Linked DNA regions of Homo sapiens: region 2 is linked to region 1. Evidence: chromatin loops called from intact Hi-C (ENCODE). Cell type or tissue: HepG2. All regions are shown on one strand. Each heading gives the region's core, and the rest is flanking DNA. Links, peaks and the distances in the headings are about the cores only. Region 1 overlaps SLC24A3 (solute carrier family 24 member 3). Region 2 overlaps SLC24A3 (solute carrier family 24 member 3).

What was found. Hi-C counts contacts between places; a loop is a spot of excess contacts. Peaks named below come from ENCODE experiments on the same cell type or tissue, not always from the same donor. Only the 100,000 strongest peaks of a DNase experiment are listed, where the experiment ranks them.
Region 2: it touches region 1 in a loop (12-fold over the local background); 2 of 110 quality-filtered maps call a loop at or near these places.

Annotation. Positions count from the first base shown.
Region 1 is chr20:19,661,041-19,663,949 of GRCh38, reverse strand. All of the region lies in intron 7 of SLC24A3 (solute carrier family 24 member 3), which reads right to left. Among named protein-coding and RNA genes, the nearest start is that of RIN2, 96 kb to the left of the region's middle. In HepG2, for the core only: a CTCF peak has its summit at 1,385; a DNase peak (open chromatin) is centred at 1,389; H3K4me3 peaks cover 461 bases; H3K27me3 peaks cover 511 bases.
Region 2 is chr20:19,461,625-19,464,533 of GRCh38, reverse strand. The region is part of intron 2 of SLC24A3 (solute carrier family 24 member 3); the gene reads right to left. Among named protein-coding and RNA genes, the nearest start is that of SLC24A3-AS1, 180 kb to the right of the region's middle. In HepG2, for the core only: a CTCF peak has its summit at 1,680; no DNase peak of the experiment used is centred there.

The DNA of each region.
Region 1 (2,909 bases), core at 271-2,770:
AAGGAAAAGCTTGGAGATCGCTCACCCTGGAAGAAAGTACTCTTCCTGTCTGCTAGCAGTCAGCCCTGAGATTCATAGGACTTTAGCTACTGATCATTTCAATGATCATAGCAAAGAAAAAATGAGATTGGGCTTAATTTTAGGAGGGACCCCAAACAGGAGCACAATAATCAGAGAAACAGTGGGCAAATCCGGGTGAGATTGGACAAAATATGCAATTAGGTCCAGAGCTTCATGACCCTGGAGTCAAGAGGATGGTTGTGGCTTGGGGAGCTGTGGTTGGGGATATGGTTCAGGGAGGCAGACAGGGAAAGAGAAATGCAGGTGATCTCACTACAAGTACTAACTAATGGAGGAGATCCGGAAACATGCAAATAACTGATATAGTTTCCCCTTTGATCTCTGCCTTGTGTGAAGATGCCCCATCACTCAGAATGCATAAGGGTAGATGAAGAGGAGGAGGATGAGAAGGCGGAGGAGGAGGAGGAGGAGGAAGTGGAGGAGGATGAGAAGGCGGAGGAGGAGGAGGAGGAGGAGGAGGTGGAGGAGGAGGCCTCCACAAAGTCAGGGCTTCTCTACCCTGTGGCTGATGGCAAATATCATTCGGGTTTATCCTTCTCCTTTGAGAGGACTGTGTGGAGGAATGAGAGGACTCAGAAAAGAACAATGAAATGAACAAAAGGGACTAGAAATCAGGACTCTGAGAAAATCTAAATTGGCTTGGCACAGTGGCTCATGCCTGCAATCCTAGCACCTTGGGAGATCAAGGTGGGAGAATCACTTGAGCCATGAGTTTGAGGCTGCAGTGAGCTATGATCTGGCCACTGCATTCCAGCCTTGGGGAGACAGCAAGACCCTGTCTCTAAAAAAACTCTAAACAGAAGCAGGGCTTCCTCATCATGAGAAAGAAGGTGGAGATGAGCTATCAACTGCCTGTGAACATTCAGTGCTGTTATTTGGAGAACAAGCAGCTGGTCATCGCCTCTTCCGAAGACTGGAAATTAGGACTGGCGCTGTTTGCAGAACGTTCCATCGGGAGGGTACCTTGCTGGACCATCTTGATGGAGCATTTGAATCGCTCCCTCAGAAAACTCTACAAACGGCAAGGATGAGGTTCCTTTCACTTGAGTTTGCTGAAGGTTAGGAAATGAATTTGTTATTCCTTAAAGATTTCATGTTATTCAATACATTTAAGACACGTGTTGCGTATCCCTCTGTAGTTTATGCTCTACTAGCTGAGAGTAAAAGAAATCAAAGCAACATCCCCCATCCCTTAGATAAGTATTACTAGTGTAGAAGAAAACTTGAAATCATTTCTTTCTAGACTAGAACAAGTTGCACCCGCAGTTCCTGCAAATGACCACTAAGTGGTGCTCACGTTCCAGTCCTCCCTCCATGTCCAGCCTGCCAAGGTAGTGAAGTTGAAATGAAGTCAGTTCAAGTCCATTTTCGCAGTTCTATTAAATCTCCTGGAAGGAAGGGAATCACCTCAAGGCAGGCAGCCTACTGAAGGCGGCTTTAGCCGCTGCTGTCTTGAGGCAAGGTGGTGTTCCAGGGGCAGGTCCTGCCTGGTGCTCTGTCCTGGGGTCAACACTCTGTCCTCAACGATGAGTTGCACTTGACGGACCTCCTGTTGTGGGCTTTGGAACTGACTCAGCTTCTTCCCCATCAGATTTGTGAAAGCAACCCTTGGGTAAGCGTTCTTCTCTCTGTGCCCTGTTGGTTCTGTTTGGGGGCCAGGCTCTGCGATAGCCCAGAGACCACCAAGGGTGATACTGATAGCTGGATCTCAGATCTGCTGAGCACCAGCTGGTCAGGGGGCCTCTGCCCTCTGACCCACATGTGGTTCATCCAAAGATACCCTTGGCTTCGCCCTGAGGTTTCCACGTGTTCTGCTGCTGAGCTAAATGTTCAACAGGAATGAATTTGAAAAAAGCACTCATTTCCTCCAGGCTTCAGAGAAACGGCTGGGTACCATGGAAACCGGCTTTTCATTCCTGGTGTCTGCTCCAGAATTCTTCCAAGCAAGACGGGCTTACATCAGGCCGGCGAATCCCTGGATATCAGAACAACCCAGAGAGCTGCCAAGGGAATGGAGTGCTCAACATGGAGGAGCAGGGGAGGAAGAGCCAGGAGCCCCTAGTATACGCGGGAGAGAAGAGGCTGGCTGAGCTGGGAGGCAGGTGGCTGTCTCAACATCGCCATGTCAGCCCCTGGGTTTGCTTACTGTAAATTGTCACCATGAAGCAGGAGAGGCTGCATTGCTGAAGCTAAGACTTCATAGCATGTATTGTAATCACTGGCACCATGAGAATTTTAAGCAGTGAAAATAATGGGAGAAAATCAACATCATCGTTTTCTTTCAAGAGACTGAAACCTGAAACTCTTTCCTTCCTTGCTGCAAAGAAAACAGCCCCCCGTAGACTTTTCCCACTCAATATCACGGGAACTCCCTTGAGTGGGTGTAGTTCTCACTTCTTCAGCTCTTGGGTGGGGGTGCAGACGGCTTAGCTAAGGCCATGGTGATTTCATCTGAGGAGAGGGATCCAGTGGAATACACTGGGAAGCTGGCTGTTAGGCACCAGTATCACTTATATTTCAAAGTTAAGCAGAAATTCCTACTTCAGGATGTCTTATAGGCTTGATTGATGAAGGTTGTGGTTGCAGAAGGGCAGGGAAAAAATGACCTACGGGCAGGGCTTTAGCCGAGCTGATCATGTTGTATAAATATATGAAGGCAGGCTACAGGAAAGAAAAAAGGGCAAGTACTGAGGATATAGGAGATGGGGGTTGTTAAACTGAAAGGACTATGTTTGCTGGGCAGGGAAAACCAAAATCAAGCACATAGCTACAGTTTCCACGTTGTTTTCCTTGTTAGAGATGAAAGGCTCCTCTCTGGGGTCTCCAGG
Region 2 (2,909 bases), core at 168-2,667, 200 kb after region 1:
AGCAGAGAGAGTTTTATGTGATCATTCCTTACCCAATTGACTCTAGCTCTCTCTTCGGTCCTGGCTTTGTGAGCATGCACGTGAATGGGCTCAAATCCACAACCTCTCTTACTGGCTTTGTGTGTGTGCATGTGTGTGTGTGTACACACGTGTGCGCACGTATGTGTGTGGTATGAATGCATTAATATGCACGCATGTGCTCTTGAACTGAGAGCCTCAGGAGTCCTGAGGGGCAGTCACAGAGGAAGGCAAGGAAGTCATGAGCCAGAGCCCAGAAGTCGAAGAGCCAGAGCTGTGTGGCAGGAGTGGCTGAGCCAGACACTGGTCCAGCTCTAAGAAGACATAGGAAAGCCCATTTCTGGCAGCCAGTGTTGGCGAGAAGGCTGGGCAAGGCCTGACAGCTGCTGTGATGAAGAGCCTTTCATGACACCTTTCTCCAGGTTCTACTGATCTTTTCACTGGTGAATAAAAACTACTAACTTCCAATGGCCTAGGTGGCAGTGCACTGCGATTTCATTCTTGGTATTTCACAAGTGTTCAGGGCTGGGCTGCTCTGTATGAAAGGCCTTTTATTTTCAACAGGGCTTTAAGAGTAGGCAGAAAAAGCACCAGGGCCACCTCCCACCCACTACCAGGGCTGCCCCCCAGCAATCTTGGGAAAGCCCTGTAGGTGACAAGGAGAGTGCAACCTGCGCTGAACCCTTCCCAAGAGGCCTCAGCCTAGCCAGGGGGAGCCCTTTACATCCTGTCCCTGCTTTCTCAGCCCTGATTCCATTTTCTGGCCACCTCCGCAAGTCAGGTTTTCCCCTGAATTTCTCAATCCGCACATGTGGCCCAGAAGAGGGCTCCTGTGTGCACATCCTGTGCTCTTCAGTCAGGGCTGTTAAGGACTTTCTGCCCTTGAGTCCGGGCTAGCCCACCACAGTTCCCACTGTAACTGACTGATGGCCCATGACCCAACTCTATCCACATCCTAGGACAACCTCAAATTCATGCTCTGCATTCACTCGGGGACCTGTCTTGAAACAAGTCATGGAAAAGACATCAAAAGCTCACCTGTGCCTTGATACTTGCGAATAGAAAAACACAGTGGTGAGGAATAAGTGTTTCAGTGGAGGGATTCTGGGAGCCTGTGACATTATTTCACCAAGACTGAAATGTTAACGGATCGAGAGACTGGTGGGCACCTGCGCCCTTGAGTACCTCACTAGGGAAATACTGTCATTACTGGACCCAGTGAATACGCTCCCAGGAATTTGTTATAAGGCAAGATGAATGTACAAGGATGCAGTGTGTTTACGATAGAGAGAAAACAGGAGTCACGTGAGTGCCTCATAAGAGAAGTCTAAGTAAATAAAGACAAAGGGTCCACACAGGTAAATGTCACACCGTTATTGAAAGCTATGGAATATTTCTCTTTATTTACAGGAAAAGAGGTTAATAATATGTTGCTAACTGAACAAAGAAACTTACATAGAAGTCCTTGGGAAACTGGAAAGAGTGGGCAGGACCAGACCCCGGGCAGTGAAGAGATAGGAGGTGGATAAGACACATTTTCTTAAGGCAGGGTGGGACAGGCACTTAGAAACAGAATCTCAAACTATGACCTGTGAAAATTTGATACATTTGAATTCAAATTCCAAACTGCCAGGGATAGATAGTCCAGCCCCACCTTTTCTAAGTGGAAAAGCATTGCTAGGGATGTGGAAGGCAGGGCTGGGGTCTATGGTGCCCCCTCCAGGCTAATGCATTTCCATCTGCACTCACCACCTCCCAGCTCTGGTCTCATTGACTTCATGGTGATGGCAATGAGAAGCCTCGGCTGTGTCCTGGGCCTCTCTCTGGCTGGACAGAAGCCCAAAAGCTCCACTCCACATGGACTCTCAGATGATCATCAAGCCAGGAGCGCACAAGCACGTGACCAGAGGCAAAGGGACGCCTCTCCCAGGCTCATCCCAGCGGGGACTCAGGTCTCACCATGTCGGTTAAGTTGCTCACTGAGTTTTGGGGCTTTCTCCCAAGTTTGGGTTGTGTCCAGGGCAGTGGTTCTCAAGTGTGTGCCCTGCCCCAACCCCAGGCAACAGCAGCCCCTGGGAGCCTGTTAGAAAGCTTAGCCGGGCGTGGTGTCAGGCGCCCGTAGTCCCTACTAGGGAGGCTGAGGCAGGAGAATGGCGTGAACCCAGGAGGTGGAGCTTGCAGTGAGCCGAGATCGTGCCACTGCACTCCAGCCTGGGCAACAGAGAGAGCAAAAAAAAGAAAGAAAGCCACCCGCCATCTGCCTCCCCACACCCACGGAATCAGAAGCTCTGAGGACAGCAGTCCAGTCATCTGGGTTTCCTAGTCCCTCCAGGGGGCTCTGAGGGGAACTACAGTTTGAGAACTACTGCTTTAATGGTTAAGATTTAAGACACGAGATAATGTGTACACCAAACCTCTGCAACATGCACTTACCCATGTACAGGATGGGAGGTGGATAAGATACCTGTACACGGACTCCCTGAACCTAAAATAAAAGTTGGAAAGAAAAAAATGATTTAAGACCCTGGAGTCAGAACGCCTGAATTCAAATCCTTGACCAACCACTGAATATTTGTTTAACCTGAGAGACTTTACTTAACCTCTCATAAATGGGGAAAATGCTTATACTTTCCCTTAAGATTGCTTGTAGGCATAAACAAAATAGGTAGATGAAGTACTTGGGGGCCAGGCACGATGGCTCACTCCTGTAACTTCAGCACTTAGGGAGGCAGAGGCGGGCAGATGGCTTGAGGTCAGGAGTTCGAGACCAGCCTGGCCAACATGGTGAAACCTCGTCTCTACTAAAAATACAAAAATTAGCCAGGTGTGGTGGTGCGCACTTGTTATCCCAGCTACCTGGGAGGCTGAGGTGGAAGAATCACTTGAGCCCA